Linked DNA regions of Homo sapiens: region 2 is linked to region 1. Evidence: chromatin loops called from intact Hi-C (ENCODE). Cell type or tissue: GM12878. All regions are shown on one strand. Links, peaks and the distances in the headings refer to the core of each region. The heading gives the core; the rest is flanking DNA.

The links. Peaks named below come from ENCODE experiments on the same cell type or tissue, not always from the same donor. Only the 100,000 strongest peaks of a DNase experiment are listed, where the experiment ranks them.
Region 2: it touches region 1 in a loop (4-fold over the local background); 1 of 110 quality-filtered maps calls a loop at or near these places.

Annotation. Positions count from the first base shown.
Region 1 is chr2:7,823,625-7,828,228 of GRCh38, reverse strand. LOC105373408 (a long non-coding RNA gene) reads left to right here. Exons shown (of 4, transcript XR_922750.1): 3 at 3,605-3,741. Among named protein-coding and RNA genes, the nearest start is that of LINC01871, 100 kb to the right of the region's middle. In GM12878, for the core only: no CTCF peak of the experiment used is centred there; a DNase peak (open chromatin) is centred at 2,288; H3K27ac peaks cover 1,947 bases.
Region 2 is chr2:8,406,281-8,410,884 of GRCh38, reverse strand. No RefSeq gene overlaps it. Among named protein-coding and RNA genes, the nearest start is that of LINC00299, 80 kb to the right of the region's middle. In GM12878, for the core only: no CTCF peak of the experiment used is centred there; DNase peaks (open chromatin) are centred at 1,804 and 3,232; H3K27ac peaks cover 3,271 bases.

The DNA.
Region 1 (4,604 bases), core at 295-4,294:
TTTCTGTACAGTAGTTAGTTTCCAGACTGATGACGGGAAGAGTGCTCAGTGCAGATGGGAAATGCTTATTATGCTAATTGAGTTCTGCGTTGTTAGTGGAAATTATTAACTGGAGATGTTAGCAATACCTCTGGTAGAATTAAGGGGGTGACAAAGTAAAAGGCCAAGATAAATGGCACCATGTCTGTAGGATGGACTGGGCCAGGGCTCCAAGTTCAAAGGAAGAAAATAGAGATTTTGTTTGTTAAAAATTTTAATTTAAAGGGTATCACATTTTTATAGTAAAATTTACTGGAAAAGAGATAAAATGATAGGGAAATGGTTTCTGTTTATTTACTAATTCTAAATATGATAATTGCATTAAAATATAGTATTTTAACAAGAAGACACTTAGGAAATGTCAAGAAGAATAAAAGAGCAATAATCCAATGTAAACTCTAATATAACATCCATATAGTTAGACAGGAACACTGAACAAAAAAAGAAGAAAAGAAGTCAGATAGAAGAAGAGTCTCTAACAACATGTACAGAGGACAGTTGTTGAAACTAGTTGAAAAAATAACTTTAACTCCTACCAATATTCTGAAAAGCCAGAAATTGATTGTTTTTCTAGAAAAGTATAGATTAAAAATGGATTCAAGCAGGTAAATAATTTGAACATACCAATAAACATGGAAGGCCTTAAAAAATTCAAAGAATTCACTTTAATGAGTGTCCTGAAACGAGACAGTTCTAAAATTATGTTTTTTCATGCATTTGTGTTTTAGGTAAATCTGGTGTTTCATAGTATATTCCATAGAATATGATGGCGAGTAGGGAAAGAAAAAGAAATTTTATTTTATTTAATTATGAAGATAGCATAACCCTTATACTAAAATCTGAAAAATAAATTATAGAAAAATTATAGATCATCTTAATTTGATATGCTAATATCTATAATGAAATTAAACAATAAGGTATAAATATCCGTAACGAAATTGAACAGTAGAATATATAAAATATTAAAACCAGAAAGGGCTTATAACTCAGGAATTAAATAATCCTTCTCTATTAATTAATGTATAGCTACTTCACAATATACATTTCAAGAAAGATAACATATATTTAAAAATATGGTAGGTGTTAAAAATACTTGCTAAATGTTCATTTCCGTTTAAAAATGTAGTGTTACATAGTAGAATGGTAGCCTTTCAAAACATATGCCCACATCCTATTCCCTGGAACCTGCAACCTTACTTGGAAACAGAATCTTTGCAGATGTAAACAACTTAAAGACCTCGAGATGAGATCATCTGTATTATTTGAGTGGGCCCTAAATCCAATGACAAGCATATTATAAGAGACACACAGACGAAAGGCAGGCACAATACTAGGAAGCAACTAACCAGAGAGGCAGAGATTGGAGTGATGCGGCCATAAGCCAAAGGCCAGCTGGAGCTGCCAGAAGCTGGAAGAGGCAAAGGAAGAAAGTATCTGTTGCTTTGGAGGCACTAAAAGGACACCTTGATTTTGGACTGCCGGCCTCTAGAATATGAAAGAACACATTTCTGTTATTTTAAACCACCAGTTGGTGGTAAGTTTTTACATCAGTCTCAGAAAACTAATTTAAAAACTTTAAAGTATTAATAGATGGATACTTATGTATTATGATGAAAAGTATCTATCTGCCAACGCTGGACTCTGTAAGTGCTTAAAATATAACTGCAACTTCTCCTGGATAGAGCAAAGGATTTGATTGCTAAATCTTTTGGACCAATCATGAGTTTATGACAGTGGACAAGTTTGCTTGTAGGTAAACCTCACTTTCTTCATCTCTAAAACGTGGTTAACAAAACACCATTCAGAGTAATTATTACAATTTGACATAATGCATTAAAAAGTTTACACAGTTCCCAGCACACAATAAGCACGTGATAAATATATTCCATACACACAGATACACAAAAGGACATGGTACCTGGGGCCACGCTGATTGACATCTGGCAGCTTCTAATTTCATTATGTGGTTCAGTAAGACAAGTGCTATTGTACAAAAGTAAAGCTAACAAGCTTAAACCAAAGTTTATTTTTTTCTTCATATGACTCAAAAAGAAATAACATCAAAGAAAAATCAGTTACAATTACAAAATGACTAAACTATAAGAAAAGTGTAAGGACCTTTTGTATCGGCTATGAATGAGAACATACTTTCCCAAAAGCTGTCTTTAAAAGCTGTGAACACCAGAGAAAAGCAGTGCCGCACACCCAGGTGCTCTCTGTGGGCGTGCTCTGCAGATGACTTGGGGTTAGGAAAGTGAGTTTCTAGAATTCTTGGCTTGTGCATCTGAGAGGTACTTTCCTCGGCTTGTTTGTTTTGCGTGAAGAGTTGCTAGGAATGATTCAGAATGTACATGTTTGTGTAGTGAAAGTCCTGGGGTTCTGGCATCCAGTGAGGGTCCTGGCCCCTGTACAAAGTCTTCTTTCTCATGTGGGAGCTGGCTGCTCCCCGGAAGTGGGTATAAAAGTCAGACAGCATTCCTCTCATTCCCAACCAAACAGGTCTCTCACAGAGAGGGAAATAAATGTCCCACTGGCCTGTGTGGGGGCGTTCCGGAAAAGGGCCTATTTCCATTCTCCAGGCACTTCTACAACTGCCCTGATGTCTGGAAGAGCCTTCGTGATTGGTGAAAATACAACTGATTTTCTAGTAGAAATATAGCTTCCCTCCAGAAGATCTATTCCACCTGAGCAAGAAGCTGGTTCTTTAGGCTGAGGATGGTATGGAGACTGTCTTAGTCTGTTTTGTGCTGCTATAACAAAATACCAGAGACTGAATAATTTGTAAATAACAGAAATGTATTCCTCACAGTTCTGGAGGCTGGGAAGTCGAAGACCAAGGTGCCAGCAGATTTGGTGTCTGGTCTGTTTCTAAGGTGGCACCTTGTTACTTCATCTTCCAGAAGATACAAAGGATGTGTCCTCACATGACAAGGCCAAGTGAGCTGAATACTGCTTGAAGTCTCTTCTATAAAGGCCTCAATTCCATTCTCAAGAGAGGGGCCCTCATAGCTTAATCACCTCTTAAAGGTCTCATCTCTTACTACCACCACATTGACCATTAAGATTCAACACCTGAAGTTTGGAGGGGACCCATTCCAACCCTAGCAGGGATTACCTCTCCTGTCCTTCCACTCATCAGTGAAAGGATGCCTCTGTCCCCCTCTCCTGTTTCTGGACCTATTAGATTTAAGGACATTTAGAAAGGGAGAAATGGCTGAGGAAGTTAAAAAAAAATGGTTTGATAAACTGTGGAATAAAAATAATCTCCATAGAACTTAATTGGTACTTTTTACTTGAGGGAAATCCATGTGGCCCCAGTTAGCATGATTATTTTTGGTCATGCTTGACATCTATGTTTGCAAGAATATTAATTTATTTGGCTGACAAGCCATGAAATGTCTATCTTTATGTTTCCCATTTGGTTATTCATCCTATGCATTAGGGAAAACACAAAGAAACCTAAAGACACCAGTAGGTGGTCCAAGTGGGGAGGCAAACACTGGCAACTGACACATCTTGCTATGTGTAAAAATCTATGCTCACGTCGCTCTGTTTTATTCCACAGGTTGTGCTATTAGAGATTAGAGGAGTTAATGTAGGTGCAGCTTCCTCACAGAAAATGCAAGACACACAAGGGCTGCTTTCAGCATTCTGCTTGATCGTGCACAGCTAGACGCAGAGCACTCAGGAGCACACAGGAGGGTAATAAAAATCACATCCACCATGCTTTCTGGTTTGCAAAAGCCCTTTGGGAATGTCATCTCATGTGCCTGAATGCAGTGCTCCCTACCTCTGCTTCTCACAGTGGGGTTCTCCTTCCAGATCCTGGTGTCCAGGAGAAACCTAGACATGGTCTTTATCACATTCAGACACTTCTCCATCTGCATGAGCAAGTACAGGATAAGGTGCTATGTTTTACTATCTTTGTACTGTCAGGGATGCAGATGGATAAGTGGTATTTTGGCACTAATTTGCAAAGCTAAAGGCCCCAGCTCCTAGTTACAAAGAATTTTTTGCTTCTCTTTAGTGGTTTCCATAGCAGTGTGTTTCTCCCCACAGAACAAGCTCTGGAAGAATTAGCACAAGAGTTTTGGAGATGATACTACTTGTTTCATTTTACAGTGCTTACCCTTTGACAATAGCTGCGTTCTTTGCTACATCTGAGGTTCATGATATTTTTATACCAAATCAAGAACTTAATTTAAAATACTGTCCAAAATAACATCTCATACAAACTTGGAAATCTTGGGAAAAAAAAATAACCAACCATTATGAAACTTTTAACCCACTCTATAATTTCAAGGGATAAAAAGCTCTTTATGTGAAAATGTATTGATAACATTTTGCCAAACACACAAGGACTCGAATCTTTCCCATGATGAAAAGATTTCTTCACCCATTGGGAAGATGTGTTTGCTTCTTATTTCATTCAACAAACACTTACTACACACAAGGTACATGCCAGCATTGCTTCAACCCTTGGAGATATACAGCCCTAGGACATTGTCCTCAAAGAACAGCAAGAGTGTAGTGTGAGATTTTTTAAAAAGGAAAAGATGAAGGCA
Region 2 (4,604 bases), core at 266-4,265, 580 kb before region 1:
GGCATTGTTAACTTCAGGCTTACAAGAGTTGAGCCAAAGCTAACCTCCCATCTTGGCAAGTTGAAGCCCTACTCACCTTGGAAGGCTCATTGTGAATGGCAACTTCTCCTGGAAGCTCTCCAGATCCTCCCCCAGACAGGGTCTCTCACTCACAGTACTTTGCACAGGGAAATATCTTATTACCATGCAATCTTTTCCACAGTTGTTTGTGTTTGTGTCTTGAAGTCCCGGAGGGCTGGAACTCTATCTATTAATATTTGTGTGTCTTGCATGTAGAAGGTGCTTAATAAATGGTTGCATTAGTAGGTGCTTAATAAGTGGATTCGAATGAAGGGAAAAAAGGTCCTGGAACCTTTTTTCCTCCTCTAATTTTCCCTGTTTTTGGGTGAATTTGCGGCTAAACTATCCTTGTAGTCTGTCCTTCTGATATTTCTTTGTTTCTCTGTAGTCCCATTGTTGATTATTTCTTCCCCATTCATGCATTTACAGGTCTGACCTATATTAGAACTAGCGGTCTCTGGTCTCTGAGTCCTCGAGGGCTGGGTTCCTAACCATCTGTAAGTGCCAAGGCCAGTGCCAGGTCTTTAGTCAAGGTTAATAGATGGCAGCCGGTGAGATAGAATTCCAGCCTCCTGGGAGCCCCTCTCTAACCCTCCTCTGTTCCATCTCCAGCCCACACCCCCTTCTCCCTGGGCCAATCAGCTGCACTATTTCATCCCATCCTAATGAGGGGAGCAGGTGGCCCAGCCATACTCTGGGTCCCTTCTGTGCTTCTCCTTAGTCTTCCCAGCCACTGCTGATCCAGACCCAGACTCACACATGATGTTACGATGATATGGGCTTCAGCTTTGATCAAAGCTGAAAACTGCAGCTGAGACCTGTGCTGGCTGATAAATTAGCAAAGACTGATTTCAGCCAGTTGGGCCAGAGTCTGCAAATAAGTGGTGCCAAGAGCTGTTGGCATAGTTCTAAGTCAGGCCCTTCTAAACTATTCCTTAAAGAACGTCACATCATGGAGGAGGAAACTGGTGGTGTATTGTAGATGTAGGATGGTATCGAAAGGGCCCTCTGTAACCAAGAGGCCAGTAGTTCCCTTTGTCCCTGTTGATTTTCTGCCAGCTTACTCATACTCTGTCAGTAAAGTGGAGGAGAAGGTCATAGAAGAGAAAAAGACAGGGAGGGCCTGCATGTTTCTGTTATTTCCAGTGTGAACATTACAAGCAAGCTCATTAGGGTAATATTTTCAGTGGAAAGGTACATTTCTACTGGGCACAATGTAAGAATATTTTGCTCATGGAATTTTCACTTAACAATAGGGAAAAAAATCCGTTTTCACCAGGCAGCCTGGGCTCCAAGTATGGATTTGACAAGTGTTTCCCCAAATGCCACCAGGTCTGAAGTACGCAGCTGCTATGGAAATTTCAGAACTCTCAAAAGAGCCCCAAATGTATTTTAAACAATCACCAAATCACATATCTAAATTGCTCTTTCTATTGTTGCTAACAACATTTGGGTGTTATAATTAGAGCGACCCCAGAGATCTTGTCTGAGAAATCTTACACATTCATTTAGCTTCTGGACTTTCTGTGCTTTCATTTAGTGTCATGGTGAAATGCAAGGAGTCTGCCTGGCGACTTTCACATCCTATTCATTAGAAGTTTTACTTTCTGGCCCTAAGACGTTGATGTTTGGGTTTTCAGAAGTGTAAGATCATCTTGAATCTGAAACTGTCTTATCTTTGTGTCATTTTTCTTGAAGTCTCACCCACCTGTCTCTCAATCTCATGTCAAAAGTCATCCCATGACTCTTCCATGTTGTCTGATGTGATTTCTGGTTCAGTTTAATGAAGTTGTGAGAAAGCACATCATGGAGATGGAAGGAGGCTGTGTTTTCTACTGTGTGACAGTGTCATTGACTCATCCTAGCGATGCCACTCGCCGCAGGGCTGGAGAGCAGTTGATTGGCTCGAAGAAGAGGGCACATGGATTTATGTAAACCACTTGTGACCATGTTCGGGACTTTTGCAGGGCCTTAAAATTCTATCACAAATGACTCAGCTCTCTTCACAGCTATATTTTTTCAGGCATTTTTCCCCATTCAGGTTTGATAATTTTCTCTCTCAGTTCCTTCTGGTTAATCTTCTTATCTTCAAAATGTAAAACTACCATGCCCATTTTAAAATTAATTTACATGCTGAAGTTTTTTTTTTTTTTTTTTTCCAGACAACTTTCTCCTACCCTTTTTAAAGATGATATCTAACAGGGAAAAATCATGCTGACTTCTTAAAGTCTATTCTGGGATTTATTGGCAATTTGTTCACACACATTAAAGGTTATATTAGAAACTCCCCAAGTACTCACATTAACCAATGAATATAGCATATCGCAGATAACTTGGGCATCACTGTGGGACATAAACAAGGGGTCTCATTGCTTTATAATCTATGTATGTATACCCATTACAGCTTGGTATAGAGTAGCATTGAAAAACAGAGTAAGAATAACTTTTTGCTGGTCGGGCGCAGTGGCTCACAGCTGTAATCCTAGCACTTTGAGAAGCTGAGGTGGGTGGATCACCTGAGGTCAGGAGTTTGAGACCAGCCTGGCCAACATGGTGAAACCCTGTCTCTACTAAAAATACAAAAAAATTAGCTGGGCGTGGTGGCACAAGCCTGTAATCCCAGCTATTGGGGAGGTTGAGGAAGGAGAATCGCTTGAACCCAGGAGGTGGAGGTTGCGGTGAGCGGAGATTGTGCCACTGCACTCCAGCTGTGCAATGGAAGTGATACTCCATCTCAAAAATAAAATAAAATAAATATAAATAAATAATAACAAATAACTTTTTTTCTGTAAATTTTTCTGGATTTTTAGTGTCACACAGCATTTTGGCTCAGTTTTAACTGTTCCAATCACCTGAATTGACATTGTCATCGAGATCTTTATTGAATAAAACTGTGTGAATCAGATTCAGCTTTCTTTTGAGGATTAAAGTAGGCATTGGGAAGTATACAGTATTAGTCAGGGTTCTCTAAGCGAAACGTAACCTGTAGGACATATAGAGATAGACACGTGGGAGGTTTACAATGTTAATGGCTCCCAGGGTTGTGGAGGTCCAGACGTCCTGTGACCTGCCCTTTGCAAGCTGGGGAACCATGAAAGCTGGTGGGGAATTTAGTTCAAGTCTGAAGGCCAGAGAACGAGAAGTTTCAATGTCAGGAGGCAAGAGTAGAAGGATGTCCCAGCTCAAGCAGAGGGAGTGAACTCACCCTTCCTTCACCTTTTACTCTATTCATTGGATAGATGATGACACTCACATTGATGAGGATTGGTGTTCCTTACTCAGTACACTGATTCAAATGCTAATCTCTTCTGGAAACGCTGTACCAGGCAACCCAGAAATACTGTTTTACCAACTATCTGGGTATCTTGTAGCCCAGTCAAGTTGAAACATGAAATTAATGATCACGTATAACTTTGGTTAGACTGGAAGGTACAGAATCTGAAGCTCATAAAGTTCCCACCTTGAGGCCCAGGAAGTACTTTTAGTAAATTGCTGGTTACAGAGAAACCTGGAGGTAGAGTGATGATTTTGGACACAACTTTGTATGCCCCGGGTCTGCCTGAGAACTGAAATACTTCAAGAAAGACCAGGAAGTAATTCAGCTGCTCTGTGGGTGACTTTGTCCAGTATATGGAATAGGAATGAAAACCCCTGGTGAATGGAAAGGCTGGCTTGGTTTTCACACCGTTTCCATGCTGCTCTGCTTCCTGAGGGGCAGTTTAGAAGTTCAAGAGGGCTGTGTCCTCACATGGCCGGGGAGACGGAGCACCAAGCTGGGGCTCTGTGTGGTTCAGATCTGCTACCAACTGCGTGTCATTTAAAATCAGTTCTTTTGTGTAAGGATTTAGAAATAAGCTTTATTTTTAAAATTAATTTGTGTGTGTGTTGAGGGTGGACAGTGCTAATGGCATCATTTTAATTGGGATTTTTTTAAGCATAATTTTTAAATAAAATATTTTCTAATTTCGAGCAAGGATTCCTTTATTGGGGATTTTAGCTTTATCTTTTTTTTTTTTTCCCCTGAGATGGAGTCTTGCTCTGTCACCCAGGCTGGAGTGCAATGGCGCAATCTCAGCTCACTGCAACCGCTGCCTCCCAGGTTCAAGTGATTCTCCTGCCTCAGCCTCCCAAGTAGCTGTGATTACAGGCGCATGCTGCCATGCCTGGCTAATTTTTTCGTATTTTAGTAGAAACGGGGTTTCACCGTGTTCCCCAGGCTGGTTTTGAACTCCTGAGCTCAGGCAATCCACCTGCCTCGGCCTCCCAAAGTGCTAGGATTACAGGCGTGAGCCACTGCGCCTGGCCCGAGGATTTTAGCTTCTTACATAGACCAATAACTATGTTATCTTACTAATAGGCCATATCTAAGTGTTCTTACCACAAAAATGAGAAGTATGTGAGATGTATTGCATATGTTAACTAGCTCAACTTAGCCATTTTACAATATACACATATGATGTTGTGAAAAATATAAATAAAATATAAATATAAGGCATAGACAACTTTTGTCAGTTAAAAAAACAGACCCAAAAGTGTATTGCTTA